Linked DNA regions of Homo sapiens: regions 1 and 2 are each linked to region 3. Evidence: chromatin loops called from intact Hi-C (ENCODE). Cell type or tissue: PC-9. All regions are shown on one strand. Each heading gives the region's core, and the rest is flanking DNA. Links, peaks and the distances in the headings are about the cores only. Region 1 overlaps LOC105369657 (a long non-coding RNA gene). Region 2 has its middle 19 kb from the start of OLR1. Region 3 holds the start of STYK1 (serine/threonine/tyrosine kinase 1).

Region 1 (5,968 bases), core at 1,911-4,410, 170 kb after region 3:
TCTTCTGGGTATATATGAATGAATATATGGATATGTGAATGTATCCATATATATATATATATATATATATATGTAAAATAGTCATCCTAACAGGTGTTAGGTAGCATCTTAGAATATTTCCCTAATGATTAGTGATGTTGAGCATTTTTTTATATACCCACTGGCCACATGCATGTCTTTTGTGGAGAAATGTCTATTCAAGTCCTTCATCCATTTTTTAAAATTGGGCTATTTTTTGTTTTTGGTATTAAGTTGTAGAGGTTCCTTATATATTCTGGACATTAATACCTTAACAGATATGTTATTTGCAATGTTTTCTCAAATCTATAGGTTGCCTTTCACTCTGCTGTTTCCTTTGCTGTGCAGAACATTTTTAGTTTGATGTAGTCCCACTTTATATAATTTTGCTTTGGTTACTTATGCTTTTATGAAAATTTAATGTAATCAAATACATCTATAGATTCAAGGCAATTCTGTTCAAAATCACAATTGCACTTTTTTTTACAAAAATAGAAAAATATTCATTAAACTCATGTAGAACCACAAAAGACACTGAATAGCCAAAGCAATCTCCAGGAAGAAGAACAAGGTTAAACAAGGTTAAAGGCATCATACACCCTGAATTCAAAACTATTACAAAGCTACAGTAGTACTGGCATAATAACAGACATACAGATCAAGGGATCTTTGAGAAATGCAAATCAAAACCACAATGAGATACTGTCTCTCACCAGTCACTATGGTGATTCAAATTTGGCATTTTGATTAAAATGTGAAAGAATAAGAGATGCTGGTGAGGTTGCCAAGAAAAGGGACACTGATACACTGTTGGTGGAAATGTAAATTAGTTAAGACACTGTGGAAACCAGTTTGGAGATTTCTCAACGAACTTAAAAACACAACTACCATTCAGCCCAGTTATCCCATTACTGGGTATATACCCAAAGGAAAATAAATCATTCTACTAAAATACACTGGAATTTGTATGTTTATCACAGCATTATTCACAATAGTAAAGATATGGAATCAACCTAGGTGCCCATCAAAAGTGGATTGGATAAAGAAAATGTGGTACACATACACTCATGGAATACTATGAAGCCATAATAAAGAATAAAATGATGTCCTTCACAGCAACATGGATGCAGCTGGAGGCCATTATCCTAATCAAATTAACACAGGAACAGAACACCAAATACTTACATGTTCTCACTTATGAGTGGGAGCTGGACATTGAGTACACATGGACATAAAGATGAGAACAATAGACACTTGCAACTCCAAAAGGGGGGATGAAAGGAGGAGTGTAGGGGTTGAAACCCACCTATTGGGTACTATGCTCACTATGTGGTGATGGGGTCAAATGAAAACTAAACCTTGGCATCACGCAATATATTTATGTAAAAAATCTGCACATGTACCTCTTGATTCTAAAATAAAAATAAAAGATTGAGATAAAAAGAGATAAAGTGTATTTAGTACAGTCTATTAGGACATTCCTAGATTTAAATTGTTTCTATATAATATTTCTTATATGTAAACTGTTCCTCTATGTTTTCTTCTAGGAGTTTAAAAGTTTTAGTTCTTACATTTAAATCTTCAGTTGATTTTGATTTGATTTTGTGCCTGGTGTATGATGAATCCAACATCTACATATGGATATTCAGTTTTCCCAACATGATTTGCCAAAGAGACTGTCATTTCATGGCATCCTTATATTAATATAAAAATTAGTTTACCATGTGGGTTTATTTTGGTGTTTTCTATTCTGTTCCATTGGTCTATATGTCTGGTTTTCTTTTAATCAGTACCATGCTGTTTTGGTTATTGTAACCATGTACTATAGTTTTAAGCTAGGTAATGTGAAGCCTCCAGCTTTTTTGTTTGTTTGTTTGACATTTGGGCTCTTTTTTGGTTCCACATGAATTTTATAATAGTTTTTTTTCAGTTCTGTGAAGAAAGACATTGGTAATTTGATAGGAATTGCACTGAGTCTGTAGATTGTTCTGAATAGTATGGACATTTTAACAGTATTTAATTTTTCCAATCCTTGAGCATAGAATATTTTTACTTTTGTTTGTGTCATCTATTGTTTCTTTTGGCAATGTTTTATAGTTCTTCTTGAAGAGAGCTTTCCTGTCTGGTTAGATGAATCTCAAGTTATTTTATTATTTCTGTGGTTATTGTAAGTGAGATTGCATTCTCGATTTTTTTGTCAGCTTGAACATTATTGGTGCATAGAAATGCCACTGATTTTTGTATCTCAAAACTTTACCGAAGTCATTTACTGGATCTAGGAGTCTTTTGAAAGAATCTTTAGAATTTTCTAGTGTGGAATCATACTCTCAACCACACGAATTTACAACCAAAATCTACCAGATGTATAAAAATGTACTGGTTCACTAGGCTGTAGAAATACAAAATATTGATAATATTATGTCTTTTTTCTTGTGGTTTATTCATGAAAACTAGGCCAAGAATAAGAAAAATCAAGGCGGGGATAGTTATTCCCTTTATAATTTCAGAAACAAGTAGACAGCAGAGAATTCTGCTGAAACCTAGGTACCCACTGAAATAAAACTATACAGAAAGAGCTAATGGTAGTTGCTTAAATTTAAATTCTCCTACAATAGCCTTAAAATATATATATATATTACATGCAAAAATAAAAATGAAAGCAGACAAATGTATGTCTTTAGCATGACTAGGGGTCAGAAAATACTAAAACTTCAAATTATTGTAAATTAAAAAAAAAAAAACTTACAGTGTTATTCCTAGATCCCATCTCTATCCTCTCATGGTGCCCTAGGGGTTTCAGATAAACTGGCAACTACCTCAGAAAGAGCAAGACCACACTAATTGTGAAAATTTAAAAAGGAATTCCAAAAGGATCAGATTGGTGGGCAGAAGGAAAGTGTGTTTTGGACTTGAAGAGTTAGTCTTGGAAAACGAAACTTCTGAGAAGAGGGTAAAACATAAGAAAGGAAAAAGCACATTTAAAATCTGCTCAGTAAATGAGGGAAAAAAGCAAGTGCGTGTATGTGTTGAAGAGAGGTGTTAGGATAGACAAAATGACATTCAAAAGACAAAACAAAAGAAACTTCTCTCCCCCAAATCATTCATTTAAGAGAATACATTGCAATATTTTGACAGAAGAGGACACTCTTGACATAGGAATCCAATACAGTGCTCCAACTATCATTCCAGTCCACAAAAAGCATTTTTAGTCTATTAATATATGAAGATACTATGGAAAGAACACAGAAAATGAGAATTAAAACATTCAAACTGATTTTTTAAATGCCCCATGAAGAACAATCATGAAACACAGAAAAATACGATGCAGCACTTCAAACTGATTTAAATATCCTAAAAACAAATAAAAATTGAACTAGTATACCAAAAATTCACAAGTTAAAAACCAAACTGTATAAAGCAGGAAGAAATGCAACAGTTCTTTTATTTTCCCATTTTCACTCACCTATTGTTATCGGGACTTTTTTTCATCTAAATTACAGACTTTATAACTAAAAGCTTCTTCCTAGGAAGATCCTATATTTTAGAAACTTTCAGTATCGATTTTCCTTATATAAATCTTTATCAAATTCACTTATCAAGCTAATTTTTCTCTGGAATCGTACAATGATAAATTATTTCCTGCCTCAGTAAATTTTTACTTCCCGGATTTTAATTATTTCTGTCATATGAAATGATGTATCTGAGTCCTGTAACCACTAAATCCTTTCTAATTTATTTTCTTTATATACATTTTCACAGAAACCCTGGAATCTGGATAACCTGTTGTGTAATTTACGCTAGAATAACCTTTTATAAAGTGTTTTAAGCACTATTTATCTGACAATTATAAGACAAGACTCAGAAAAAAATGGATCAATGAAACAGAAAATGTCCCAAATGAGATGGTCAAAATAATCTATGACTTGGAAAATAAAAGCAGGAACTAAGACTGTGGCCGTGAGTGTTTGAGGAACTAAATTCCTAGTGTTTAAGTCCTGAAAGAATAAAGTTTCAGCTAATATGCGTTCTGTTCCTATTGCTTTGATAATTAATCGTGGCATTTTCATTTTTTTAGATGACTGTAATTCTCTGACTTTGCTTTAAAAAATTAATTCTCTCAATTTAATCACAGCTTATTCGAAAGAGATGACATGTGTATAGATCTGTGGTTTCTGTCACAAGAAAATCACTTCTTAGGAGAATTTTCTATACATAACCAGTTTTAGAAATGCAAAAGGTAATTTTAATTTATTTTTGTTTTATTTTCCTATAATATTGATTATAAAAGATAGGAAAAATTAATATAAAGAAAATGACTGATTTTTAAAAATGTATCTTTGTGCATATCCTAAAAAACCCTGATCTCTACATAAACATATCTATTATTATTTTTCTTCAGAATTTCAGAAGTAACAAAAGAGAAGAAAATTTTACGGAAATCTGGATTTCCATCTCATTAAAATAGACTGAGGAGGGATTTGGAATGTAGACACTTTATCTTATTTCCTTATCTTATTCTATTCATGTTAATATCTGTAACTAAAATAATCTTTCTTTGACTAGCTGGTTTATGCTATTTTTAGAACATAATGCTATATATTCTGTTGGAGTGGTTATTTAGTAGAATATTTTGATATAAAACCATAATCCAAACATGTGACAACTAAAATTGTTTGAAAGGACTTCTTAAAAGTATAAATGGAATAGCTTACAACTGATGCATGCTTTTGTAAAAAAAAAAAAAAAAAAAGTTGTTAAATCAATTAAATACCAAAGAAAAACTGATATTGGAAACATTAGTTAAACCATAATGGAAAAATTTCCAAGTTTTTAGATTTTTGTCTGAGTTTACTCCTTAATACCTACAGAGTTTGGGGTTAGGTTTATTAGTTTGAGGTGTCAGTTTGGTTTCATTTTGGTTTGAAAGAAGAAACAGAAATTAAGAGAGGGATTTTGAAAAAGAAAGAAGTCATGGAAAGTGTGAGGCACAAACTATGCTAACAAAATTCAGTCAACCCTTTTGCTAAGAACATAACTATATCTCTCATCAGTCAGAATGGCAGTTATTAAAATGTCAAAAAATAAAAGATGCTCTTGAGGTTTCAGAGAAAAGTGAACACTTATACACTATTGGTAGAAATGAAAATTAATTCAGGCACTGTGGAAAGCAGTTTAGAGATTTTTCAAAGAACCTGAAGCAGATCTATCATTTGACCAGCAATCCCATTACAGGGTATATAACCAAAGGAAAATCAGTTGTTCCACCAAAAAGACGTATGTATGTTTATGTCCCTCATGGTGCTATTCATAACAACAAAGACAGAATCAATGTAGGTGCCCATTAATGGTGGATTGAATAAAGAAAATGTGGTATGCGTACACCATGGAATACTATGCATACATAAAGATAAATAAAATCATGTTTTTTGTGGCGGTATGTATGCAGCTGGATGCCAAAATCTTAAGTGAATTAATGCAGAAACAGAATCTCAAACACTGCATATTCTCACTTATAAGTGGGAGTTAGACATTTGGTACACAAATATATAAACCTGGAAAAACAGACATTAGCGACTGTTAGGGGATGGGAGAGAGGCTGGCGTGGTACCCAAAACTACCTGTTGGGTACTATGGTTACTACTTGGGTGATGGGATCATCTTTATCCCAAACCTTAGTATTACACATATACCCATGTCACACACTGTCATGTGCCCTCTGAATCCAAAATAAAAGTTGAAAAAAACGAATTAACAAAATCAAACATATTAGATTTTAATTTTTATATATTACATGCCTTTCACAAAGACTTCTATTTTTCTTCATGCTGCTTAAAAGTTATGGCTGTAAGAAAAGTTAAAAAAAAGAAATACCTATATTGTATCTTAAATATCATTTTGTGCTTTTCTACCTGTGGTGCAGAATGAATAGATGCTCTGGGAAATGACATCA
Region 2 (5,968 bases), core at 1,387-3,886, 520 kb after region 3:
ATAGACGTCCTTAATCAGTTTTAGGAAGTTCCCTTTTGTTCCTTGCATTCTTAGAGGACTGATCAGGAATAGGTGTTAATTTTGTCTAATATTTTTCTACATCTATTGAGATGATTATATATACATTTTTATTTTAAAAATATCTAGTATTTTCTTTGTTTTTTTTTAGGTTAAAAATTTCTAGTCTTTTAACATGAATTACACTCATTAATTATATAAGGTTAAAACAATTTAGGATTGCATTATATTAATGGATTAGATCTGTTATATGTATTATATTATGGGTTATTTCTGTTAAAATTTGGCTTAGAATGTTTGCAACTATATTTATGGGTTTTTTGTTTCTGTTCATTTTGTTCTGGTTTTTTAGAGGTAGAGTCTTACTCTGTTGCCCAGGCTGGACTGCAGTGGCACGACCACAGGTCACTGAAGCTTTGACCTCCCAGGCTGAAGTGATCCTCCTGCCTCAGCCTCCAAAGTAGCTGGGACAACGGTGACCACAGGCATGCACCATCATCCCCAGCTAATTATTTTAATTTGAGAGAAAGAGACAGGCTCTTCTTATGTTGCCCTGGCTGGCCTTGAAGTCCCAGGTTCAAGTGATCCTCCTGCCTCGGCCTCTCAAAGTGTTGGGATTACAGGTGTGACCCACCATGCCTGGCCAGTACTTTTTTTTTTTTTTTTGAGGTGGAGTTTTGCTCTGTCGCCCAGGCTGGAGTGCAGTGGCGCGATCTTGGCTCACTGCAACCTCTGTCTCCCGGGTTCAAGCGATTCTCCTGCCTTGGCCTCCTGAGTAGCTGGGATTACAGGCACCCCCCACCATACTCAGCAAATTTTTGCATTTTTAGTAGAGATAGGGTTCCACCATGTTGGCCAGGGTGGTCTCGAACTCCTGACCTCAGGTGATCTGCCCGCCTAGGCCCCCAAAGTGCTGGGATTACAGGTGTGAGCCACCGTGCTTGGCCATGGCCAGTATTTTTAAACATAGTTTTCTTTTCTCTTTATGACTTTGCCTTATTTGAATATCAGATAAATATTTCTCAATGTCAATTTTTCTGGAAGATTTGGTTTAGAATTAGTACTATTTCTTCATTAAATGTTTGATACAATTTACCCTTGAAGTCATCTGGGCATAGGGTTTTCTTTGTAGTAAGGTTTTCAACTACAGATTCAGTTTCTTTTTTTTCTTTTTTTTGAGACGGAGACTTGCTTTGTCGCCCAGGCTGCAGTGCAGTGGCACCATCTCGGCTCACTGCGACCTCCGCCTCCCGGGTTCAAGCGATTTTCCTGCCTCAGCCCCCAAGTAGCTGGGATTACAGGCGCGAGCCACCATGTCCCTCTAATTTTTGTATTTTAGTAGGGGCGGGGTTTCACCATGCTGGCCAGGCTGGTCTCGAACTCCTGACCTTGTGATCCGCCCGCCTCAGCCTCCCAAAGTGCTGGGATTACAGGCGTGAGCCACCGCACCCGGCCAGATTCAGTTTTTTTTAGATGTTGAGCTGTTCAAAGGATTCCTTCTTCAATGAGCTTTGGTGGTTACTTTCAAGGAATTTATGAGCTTCATCTAAGTTGTTTAATTTATTGGCATACCATTTTTAAAAATTATTTGAATATCTGTAGAATCTTTAGCATTGCCACTTCCTTCCTGACAGTGTTAATTGTATCTTTTTTTTTTAAAACTAATCGGCTTAGCTAGAGATTTATCAATTTCATTTTTCTTCTCAAAAAAGCTATTTGGTCAACAGAGACAAGATGGCCAAATAGACGCAGACAGGAAGCACCACTCCCGCTGACAGAAAGGGAGACCGGGAACCCTTTCAGGTTCTGGAACACCAGTGCCAGTTCCTGGCCCTGAACAACCCTTGGCAAGGCAGCCCACTCTTGCTGTGGACCTCTAGGATTCCAGCCACAAGAGATCCTACACTCCCCATAAACATTCGAACTGGCATGGGGATATGCCCTACAAGCAGGCAGAGGCAGAACTCCAGCCTGCATAGAGCCCGGTTTTTGTTGTTGTTGTTGTTTGTTTGTTTGTTTTGCGTTGGGGGCAGTTCCAGTGGAACATGGCCATGCGCACCCATCCCCCAAGGCTCTCCGTCCTCTTCCGAATAACTCTAACCCCACTGACTGCCGCGCAAAGAGAACAGCAGGGTCGACTTTCCCTTCGGAGTGGGGCACTTCTGTTCCGCAGGACCTCCTGCCCTCCAGCCCCTCTCAAGTCCTCTGCCTGGCCGCTCTAGGAGCCTGTCAACGGTGCAGACTCCACTGCCCATCCTGGGTGCTTTGCAGGCCGACATGCCTGACTGAGTTCTTTCCCAGCCGCTTGGGAGCAGTTCCGAGGCCCCGTCGCAGCCCGTGCCGGAACCTGGGGTGCAGGATGGCGGATGTGCTGGCTGGGGCCAAAGCCCTGGGCTGCGGCGTGCAGCGCCGCAGTGCGGGACCCAGATTCATGGCCTGCGCTCCAGCGGGCAAGGAGTCCCGAGTCTCAGAAAACCGAGGGAGTGATATGCCCAGATTAGGGGCAGGCGCGGAAGGTCTGCCAGCCATGGGTGTCCGCCTGAGGGAGCTGCCCAGCCCGGACAGCCTAGCAAAGGAAATGCGGGAATGACGATAGTGACTGGAGAGGACTCTCCGAAGGCTTGAGAGCGGAGCTGGTGGGGTCAGCTCCCCGCGCTGGGCCACACCACAGGACGTTGTTGCGAGCTCGCTGAAACGTAAAAACCCGCAGCGCTGGCCGTTACTCTTATGCGCCATCTGCTGGATGATAGCCCAAATTACACCAAAAATATTCTGCCAATATATTAAATATTGGTCTGTGAAACTCAGGGCAAGAATCCAGCCACAAAGATCTTGTACAGAGCCTTGGCCCTCTGACAGCACTCATAAATGAAGCAAATGACTATATTCAACTTACACCACAGTTAAAGGAATACCAGCCCTCTCAGAAGAGAAAGAATTTTGCCAATTAAAAAGTAAGAGTGTCCCCTTACCTCCAAATGAGCACACTAGCTCCCCAGCAATGGCTCTTAACCAGAATGAAATGACAGACACAGAAATGAGAACCTAGATGGAAAGAAAGCTCACTGAGACTCAGGAGGCTGTTGAAACGCAATCCAAGGAATCCAGTAAAATGATCCAAGAGCTGAAAGATAAAAGACTTTTATTTATTTATTTATTTATTTATTTTTGAGATGGAGTCTTGCTCTGTCACCCAGGCTGGAGTACAGTGGCACGATCTCAGCTCACTGCGACCTACACCTACCAGGTTAAAGCGATTCTCCTGCTTCAGCCTCCCAAGTAGCTAGGATTACAGGCGAACACAACCAGGCCTGGCTAATTGTTTGTATTTTTTGGTAGAGACAGGGTTTCGCCATGTTGGCCAGGCTGGTCTTGAACTCCTGACCTCAAGCGATCCACCTGCCTTGGCCTTCCAAAGTGCTGTGATTACAGGCGTGAACCACCACACCCAGCCTGAAAAAAATAATTTTAAGAACGAACCATACTGAACTTCTGGAATTGACACATTTACTACAAGAATTTCATAATACATTTGGAAGCATTAATAGCAGAATAGACCAAGCTGTGAAGAAATTCAAAGACTGGTTCTTTGAATCAACTCAGTCAGACAAAAATAAAGAAGAAATAATTTTAAAAAAATGGACAAAAGCCCTGAGAAATATGGAATTATATAGAGAGACCAAACCTATAACTCATTGGTATTCCTGAGAGAGGAGAGAGAGTAAGCTATTTGGAAAATATATTTGAGGATACGATCCATGACAATCTCTCCACTCCCACTAGAGATGTTAACATACAAATTTAAGAAATATAAGGCCTGGCGTGTTGTCTCATGCCTGAATCCCAGCATTTGGGAGGCCAAGGTGGGTAGATCACTTGAGGTCAGGAGCTCAAGACCAGCCTGGCCAACATGGCAAACCCGTCTGTACTAAAAATACAAAAATTAGCTGGACATGGTGGTGCATGCCTGTAATCCCAGCTACTTGGGAGGCTGAGGCAGGAGAATCGCTTGAACCTGGGAGGCAGAGGTTGCAGTGAGCCAAGATCGTGCCATTGCCCTCCAGCCTGGGCAACAAGAGTGAAACTCCATCTCAAAAAAAAAAAAAAAAGAAGTACAGATAACCCCCATGAGATACTAGACACAACAAGCATTCCCAAGGCACATAGTTATCAGATTCATCAAGGTTAATGCAAAAGAAAAAATGTAAAGGCATCTAGAGAGAAGGGTCAGGTCGTTTACAAAATGAGGACCATCAGGCTAGTAGCAGACCTCTAAGCAAAAGCCTTATGAGTCAGAAGAGATTGGGGCCTATTTTCAGTGTTCTTAAAGAGAAGGAATTCCAACCAAAAAATTTATGTCCTGATAAACTAAGCTTGACTGGTGAAGGGGAAATAAATTTCTCAGACAAGCAAATGCTTAAGGGAATTTGTTACCACTAGACTAGCCTTACAAGACGTCTTTATAGGAGTGCTGTAAAGATGGAAATGAAAGAATGATACCTGCTATCACAAAAATGCATTTAACCACATAGCCCACCAACAATATAAAGCAACTATGCAATAGAAACTACAAAGTCACCAGCTAAGAACATGATGACAGGATCAATGTCACATATCAGTACTAACTCTAGGCCAGGCACAGTGGCTCATGCCTGCAATCGCAGCACTTTGGGAGGTCGAGGTGGGCGGATCACTTCAGGTCAGGAGTTCACAACCAGCCTGGCCAACATGGTGAAACCCCATCTCTACTAAAAAATACAAAAATTAGCTGAGCATGGTGGTGTCTGCCTGCAGTCCCAGCTTCTCAGGAGGCTGAGGCAGGAGAATCACTTGAACCCAGGAGGCAGAGGTTGCAGTGAGCCAAGATCGTGCCACTGCATTCCAGCCTGGGTGACAGAACAAGATTCTGTCTCAAAAAAAAAAAAAATTATTCTGGTGTGGTGGTGCATGCCTGTAATCCCAGCTACTCGGGGGGCTGAGGCATGAGAATCTCTTGAACCCAGGAGGTGGAGGTCACAGTGAGCTGAGATCGTGCCACTGCACTCCAGCCTGGGTGACACAGTGAGACTCTGTCTCAAAAAAATGAAATAAAATAAAAAATAAAAATACAATCAAACAGGAACTGAATGAAATTGAGTTGCAAAACACCATATGAAAGATCAATGAAACCAAGAACTGGTTCTTTGAAAGAATAATCATGATTGATAGGCCATAAGGTAGGTTAATAAAAAAAAGAAATAAGCACAATCAGAAATTACAAAGATGAGATTACAACAAATTCCTCAGAAATACAAAGGATCCTAAGAGACCATTATGAAAATCTCTATGCAAATTAAAAATCTAGAGGAAATGGATAAATTCCTGGAAACATATAACTTCCCAAGATTGAACCAGGAAGAAAGCAAAAACCTGAACAGACCAATAACAAATTCCAAAATTGAAACAATAATAAGAAATCTACCAACCAACAAAAGTCTTGAACAAGATGGCTTCAGAGCTGAATTATAGCAGATGGACAAAGAAGAAGTAGTACAAATTCTACTGAAATTATTACAAAAAATTGAGGAGAGGGCTCCTCCCTAACTCATTCTATGAAGCCAGTATCATTCGGACAGAACAAAAAAGAAAACTTGAGGCCAACATCCTCAATAAACATAGATGCAAAAATCCTCAGCAAAATACCAGCAAACCAAATCCAGTAGCAGATCAAAAAGTTAATTCACCACAATCAGTTGGGTGCAGTGGCTCATGCCTGTAATTCCAGCACTTTGGGAGTCTGAAACAGGAGTACTGCTTGAGCTCAGGAGCTCGAGACTAGCCTGGGCAACATAGCGAGGCCTGTCTCTAAAAAGAATAAAAATTAATAATACAAAAAAAAGTTAATTAACCACAATGAAGTAGGCTATATCTATGATTCAAGGTTGGTTTGACATATGCAAATCAATATATG
Region 3 (5,968 bases), core at 1,828-4,327:
TTTATGTTGTTTAGACCACTAAGTGTGTGGTAATGTGTTATGTTAGCAATGGAAAACTAATATATAAGGTAAAAAGAAACAACATATACATGGAAGCTTACCAATGATCAATATTCTCTAGGGTATACCAACCAGGGTTAAACATGAGGTCATATGAATAGTAATTTCCCATACTCTGTCGCCGCCTTTAGTTGGTTGCAGAACCTCTGTTGTTTCTTAAAAGATCTTTTCCCCAACTGTCCCTGAAGATCCTCAAGATAGTAGAGGACCTCATAAATTTTCACAATCCCAAACCCTAGCGGCTACATAGAATCCACTCTTTTCCTTGTCTTAGATTTCTTCTGGTGATGTCTATTGTTCTCTAAATGCCTGGGAACTCCATTTACATGCCAGGCATTGCTGCAGCAGTGACTCTACTGCTGACTTTGTTTATAATTTTCATCAGAGTGACTCTGATCCTCTGTGCCAGTGCAAGCCTTTCAGGTAAGCCTCAGGCCCATGTGGAGCTATCTCCTACTGGTAGCCACTGCTTGCCCTTTTGTGAAAGTTGAACTGCATTTCCAGATAAAGTTGGAAGAATTCACCTGCCCCGCTTTTGTGTTATATTCCCTTGAAAACAGTTCCAAAGCAAAGCTACCTTGTGTACACAAGGTCTCATACGGTTTTGTTGTTGCTGTTGTATTTTTCTGTGAAATAACTCTACCAGTTGTACTTGAGAGTCCCCTCTCACTAGGACTCTGTTATTGCATACGGGCTTGGCCAAAGGACATTGAGATGCAGACCCAGCGCTGAACCCCAAGCTATTCTTGTTAGTGGAAAATACCTTTGTGCTTTGATTTTCTTTTTTCTTATAATGAGTGACTTTCCAGGAATTCCTCCATGCCTTCCGTAAATAGATTCCACCCCACTAAACCAGTAGATTCCTTCCTCACAACTGCAGAATCATACAAGAGGGAATATACTAAGTAACACATGGATGGATGGCTTTAACAGTTTAGAGGAGCGCAGGATCTGGCAGTTAGGATTCATGTAGGCTAAACTGGAGAAGGAAGAGATCTCCAGTGTATATTTCAGTGTGACTTCCCACTACCGTTCAGTACTTAATCTGGACAGAGAGATAATGGGCATTCAACAAATTCCTATGGAATTAATAATGAGGCAGAAATAACGATCTGGTAGAAACACTGGGGCCAAAGCATTGTTGACAATGAGTTGGAGGCTTATAAATTTGAGATGGAGGTAATAATTGAAATTACAAGGGAATGAAAACTTGAAGAAAAAAGAGAAATAATGGATATTCTAACCATCTTATTAATGAGTATAATGTGTGGGACTAGCTATACATATATAACTCCTGGTGAATGTCTGCTGTGTAACTCAGACTATTTGGTACTTAGTTGTTTCTGTGTGTGGGCATTATCATTTCCAGTGTTTTCTCTAACTCAAAATGTTTTTAATGTATAATTTATGTGATTTGCTCAAAAAAATTGGAGAGAAAAATTTTGCCTCCCCTTTCTGGATTGTATTTTGGTTTCTTTTTTAACTTCTATTTCTATAATAGTAACTAGATTTTAGACAAAATTCTGTGCATCAGAATGAGTATCTAGCAATACATTGCAGAAATTTTAAAAATGAGTAAACCACTTTATCTGTCATGGAGGAGCATGCTTGGGGAGGTAGAGTAGAAAATTACATAATATGAAGTTCCAATCAGTTCATTTGGATTTGATGTATCACTTATGACATAAAGAATCTAAAGAACAACTAACTGATGAGATGTCTTCCTTTCCCCTTTTGAGGTAAAATTCACATAACATAAAATCAACCATTAGCCATTTAAAAATGAACAGTTCAGTGGCATTAAGTACAATTCATCCTGTTTTTAAAAAGCCCTGAAGGAAGTGAAAATGCCAATAGAGAAAGCTCTAGAGAACTGACATACCTCAATCTCTAAATATGCCACATTACATTGACTCAAGTTCTTTTTGCTCTAATGACTGTCAGTTTGTGTTTGGTATGCGTTCAATGCTGAATAAATTGGTCACATATTCAAGTTACCTATGACTCTTATTTCTTTAATTGAATTTGTATTAGGTGTTAATATCTAACAGAATTCCTTCAGCTATCTATTGTCTTAAGTATTTTCTATTATTTTAGTTTCCATGTGGACGGGTAACATAACTACCTTGTTCACTGTTTCCCCAGAGGAGAACCCAGGACATAATGGGATATATGTGTGTGTGTGTGTGTGTGTGTGTGTGTGCGCGCGCGCGCGCGCGCGGGCTCTAAATGAATGATCTATTACGTAATCTTGGGGTTTTAATTCTCATTAATTCCTTATAGGTTCCCCCACGTCTCCGCAGTGGTCAGTACTTTTTTTTTTCTTTTTTTTTTTTTTTTTTCTGAGACGGAGTCTTGCTCTGTCGCCCAAGCTGCAATGCAGTGGCACAATCTCGGCTCTATGCGATCTCTGCCTCCTGGGTTCAAGAGATTCTCCTGCTTCAGCCTCCTGAGTAGCTGGGATTATAGGCGCCCGCCATCACGCCTAATTTTTGTATTTTTAGTAGAGACGGGGTTTCGCCACGTTGGCCAGGCTGGTCTCGAACTGCTGACCTCAGGTGATCCACCCGCCTTGGCCTCTCAAAGTTCTGGGATTACAGGCGTAAGCCACCACTCCCGTCCCTTCAGTATTATCTTGTAACACCCCGGCAAAGCCTTCAGGTGGAGAATGTTCCTGGCGCGGAATAATCCACCTGAATGTGAATCCTGACCATTTTTAGGCGCCAATGGAGGCCGCTGCTACGGGGCCGGCCGTGAGGTGGCGCTGTTGCCCTGTATCGTGACTCCGTTTTCACCTGGACTGGAGTCACCGTGATACCTGACATCTAGCAATCACTAGAGTAGGAAATGAGTATAGATCAGCAACAAGTCCAGCCTTTACAGTTGCAGCAGAGGTTTCCTGTGGCTCGAGTGTGGCGAGTCCCGGAAACCTCGGAGCCCGCAGACTTCCCTTCGCGGGAGCCCGCCCGAACTCCATCCTTTGCCGGCAGCCACGCCCCGCAGTGGGAAGGAGGGACTGAAAAGCATTTCCTTGAGGCTGGCACACCTTGCCCTACCCAACCCTGTCATTATTTCCCCTCCGACTGGGCCGGTGCCATCGGAAACCGGAGTGACCAGAGGAGGGACACGGTAGTGAACGGGGTATGGGGGGCGGGCGCGGCGGGGAGGGTAAAGAAGGTGGGAAGGGAATGGCAGCGAGGCAGCTGGGGGAGGACTTTGCAGTTGGGGAGGGAGAAAAAGGGAAGAGGCTGGGAGCGGAACGGGTGTTTATGTGAACAAACAGAAATCACCAAGTGAATTAACCTGTGTTTCTTCGGAACCAGCATCTTGTGGGGTTTGGCTTCTGTGTTTCTATATGATAAGGGAGTAAACCTGACTCAGCAGATTTGGTGCAGAGAGAAACATGAGAAAACCCAGGAATGGGGGACCTCTGTTTATTCCTGGAGAGGGGGCCATCAGGAGAGGGGGAAGGGAAAGAATGAGGTTACAGGAATTACTTGTCAGAGGACTGCATAGCCTTTCAGACCATGGAATCGTTGCTTTCAGCTTCGGCTTCCTCATCTGCAAAGCATAAATACGGTAATTACTTTCCAGGGTTGTTGCGATATTTAAATGAGATATCAATAACCATGCTTTAAAAGTGTACAGCCTGATGTGCTATCCCTTGTTGACTGAATCTCTGTTTTCTTTCCTTCTTTTTATTTGGGGTGGGGAGTGGGGGAGGGAGTCTTGCTCTGTCACTCAGGCTGGAGTGCAATGGCGCGATCTCGGTTCACTGCAACCTCCGCCTCCCAGGTTCAAGCGATTCTCCTGCCTCAGCCTCCCAAGTAGCTGGGATTACAGGCTCCCACCACCACGGCCGGCTATTTATTTTTTTGTATTTTTAGTAGAGACGGGGTTTCACCATTTTAGCCTCTGTTTTCTTTTCAATGTCTTTTTTCCTCTTTCATTTTTCTCTATCAACCCTTCATCCCCCCTTTCTTTCTTTCATTTATGCGATTGTTGCTTCCTTCTGTAATGGGTCCTCTCCACATTGGAGTTTCTTATACCTATGAGACCACACTTCCTTCCCACTCGGTGGGAAGTAGTGGCAATAAAGGAGTCGAGTTACTGTAATGTGCAGCACAGCTCAACTGAAATACACCTGGAAACAGAACTCTGTGCTGTCTACCTGGTTTTTCCCCCTCAATGCACCGGAATCTCCACTGACAGCTAGCTAGGGGGCAGCTAGGTCTTTCAATGAGACATCATGAAGTATTTGCTTCAATGAAAATCATATACTTTTTCGTTCAGTGCCTCCATTACTGTGTGAGTTTGCTAGGGCTGCTGTAACAAGGTACCACAAACTGCATGGCTTTTGGCACCAGGCACCAGGGACTGATTTTGTGGAAGACAATTTTTTTCACAGATGCCGATGAGGTTGGCGGGAGATGGTTTCAGAATGAAACTGTTCCACCTTACGTCATCAGGCATTAGAGTCTCATAAGGAGTTCGCAACCTATATCCCTCACATGAGCAGTTCACAATAGGGTTCACGCTCCTATGACAATCTAATGCTAGTGGGCACGGTGGCTCACACCTGTAATCACACCACTTTAGGAGGAGTTGGTGGGTGGATCGCCCTGAGTTCAGGAGTTTGAGACCAGCCTGGGCAACTTGGCGAAACCCATCTCTACCAAAAATACAAGAGGAAGAAAAAGAAAGAAAATCTAATGTCGTGGCTTATCTGACAGGAGGAGGAGCTCAGGAGGCAATGACAGCGATGGGGAGTGGCTGTAAATGCAGATGAAGCTTTGCTGGCTCACCTGCCTCTGATTTCCTGCTGTGCACCCCGTACCTGTCGGCGCCCCGGGTGTTGGTGACCTCTGGCTTAAACAACGAAATGATTTTCTCACAGTTCAGTAGGCTGGCTATCCAAAACTAACATGTTATGAAGCCTGCATCTATTCCAGGCCTCTTTCTTTGGCTTGTAGATGGCTGTCTTGATGTTTATATGGTGTTCTCCCTGTATATATGTCTCTGAATTTCCCCTTTTTATAAGGACACTAGTCTTATTGGATTAGGGTCCATCCTAATTACCTCATTTTAATTGATTATCTCTGCACTATCATCTCCCAATAAAGTTACATTATGAGTTACTGGGGGTTAGAATGTCAGCATATTAATTTTGAGAGGGTGTACAGTTCAACCCTTTAACAACTAATGTCTTTAATTATGCACAAGTTAGTTGAGCATTGCATGTATTTCAGTTTTCTCTGGCAGAAACTATTTCCCACCTGTCCCAAACCCTCACAACCAGTCCCAACCAACATGTGCTCCGAAGATCTGCCAGGAGTTATGTGATTCTGCAGCTCTGTTTTCTTTTAACCTGAGTGTGTACATTTCCTGTTGCCACTGTAACAAATTACCACAATGGTGGTGGCTTTAAACAACATAAAGTTTTATCTTACAGTTCTGGGGGTCAGAAGTAAAAATGGATGGGCAGGTTTCCAAATGGATGGTTCTTTTTGGAGGCTCTAAGGGAGAATCAATTTCCTTGCCTCCTTCAGTCTCTAGAGGCTGCTACAGTCCTTGGCTCATGGACCCTTCCTCCATCTTCAAAGCCAGGAATGGCCGGTAAAGTGTTTCTCATGTCTTATGCTGACGCTCACTTTTGCCTTTCTCACACTTAAGGATTCTTGTAATTGCACTGGACTCACTGAGTATTCCAGGGTAATCTTTCTATTTTAAGGTCAGTTGATTCATTCCATCTGTAACCTTAATTCCCCTTCGCTATTTCAACGCTATTAAAAATCAACATGGCCAGGCGTGGTGGCTCACGCCTGTTAATCCCAGCACTTTGGGAGGCTGAGGTGGGCGGATCACGAGGTCAGGAGATCGAGACCATCCTGGCTAACAAAGTGAAACC

Evidence for each region. Peaks named below come from ENCODE experiments on the same cell type or tissue, not always from the same donor. Only the 100,000 strongest peaks of a DNase experiment are listed, where the experiment ranks them.
Region 1: it touches region 3 in a loop (12-fold over the local background); 3 of 110 quality-filtered maps call a loop at or near these places.
Region 2: a loop joins it to region 3, with 15 times the contacts of the local background. A loop is called at or near these places in 12 of 110 quality-filtered maps.

Annotation. Positions count from the first base shown.
Region 1 is chr12:10,498,411-10,504,378 of GRCh38, reverse strand. It overlaps LOC105369657 (a long non-coding RNA gene), which reads left to right. Exons shown (of 6, transcript XR_931355.4): 4 at 3,778-3,975; 5 at 4,151-4,255; 6 at 4,418-5,968. Among named protein-coding and RNA genes, the nearest start is that of EIF2S3B, 4.5 kb to the left of the region's middle. In PC-9, for the core only: CTCF peaks have their summits at 3,052 and 3,251; no DNase peak of the experiment used is centred there.
Region 2 is chr12:10,150,188-10,156,155 of GRCh38, reverse strand. No RefSeq gene overlaps it. Among named protein-coding and RNA genes, the nearest start is that of OLR1, 19 kb to the left of the region's middle. RefSeq lists enhancers at 2,223-2,412, 2,423-2,512, 2,367-2,870. In PC-9, for the core only: CTCF peaks have their summits at 2,537 (motif pointing right) and 2,739 (motif pointing left); a DNase peak (open chromatin) is centred at 2,685; H3K4me3 peaks cover 751 bases.
Region 3 is chr12:10,671,187-10,677,154 of GRCh38, reverse strand. It overlaps STYK1 (serine/threonine/tyrosine kinase 1), which reads left to right and starts at 3,103. Exons shown (of 11, transcript NM_018423.3): 1 at 3,103-3,189. In PC-9, for the core only: CTCF peaks have their summits at 2,609 and 2,810 (motif pointing right); a DNase peak (open chromatin) is centred at 3,024; H3K4me3 peaks cover 2,135 bases; H3K27ac peaks cover 1,500 bases.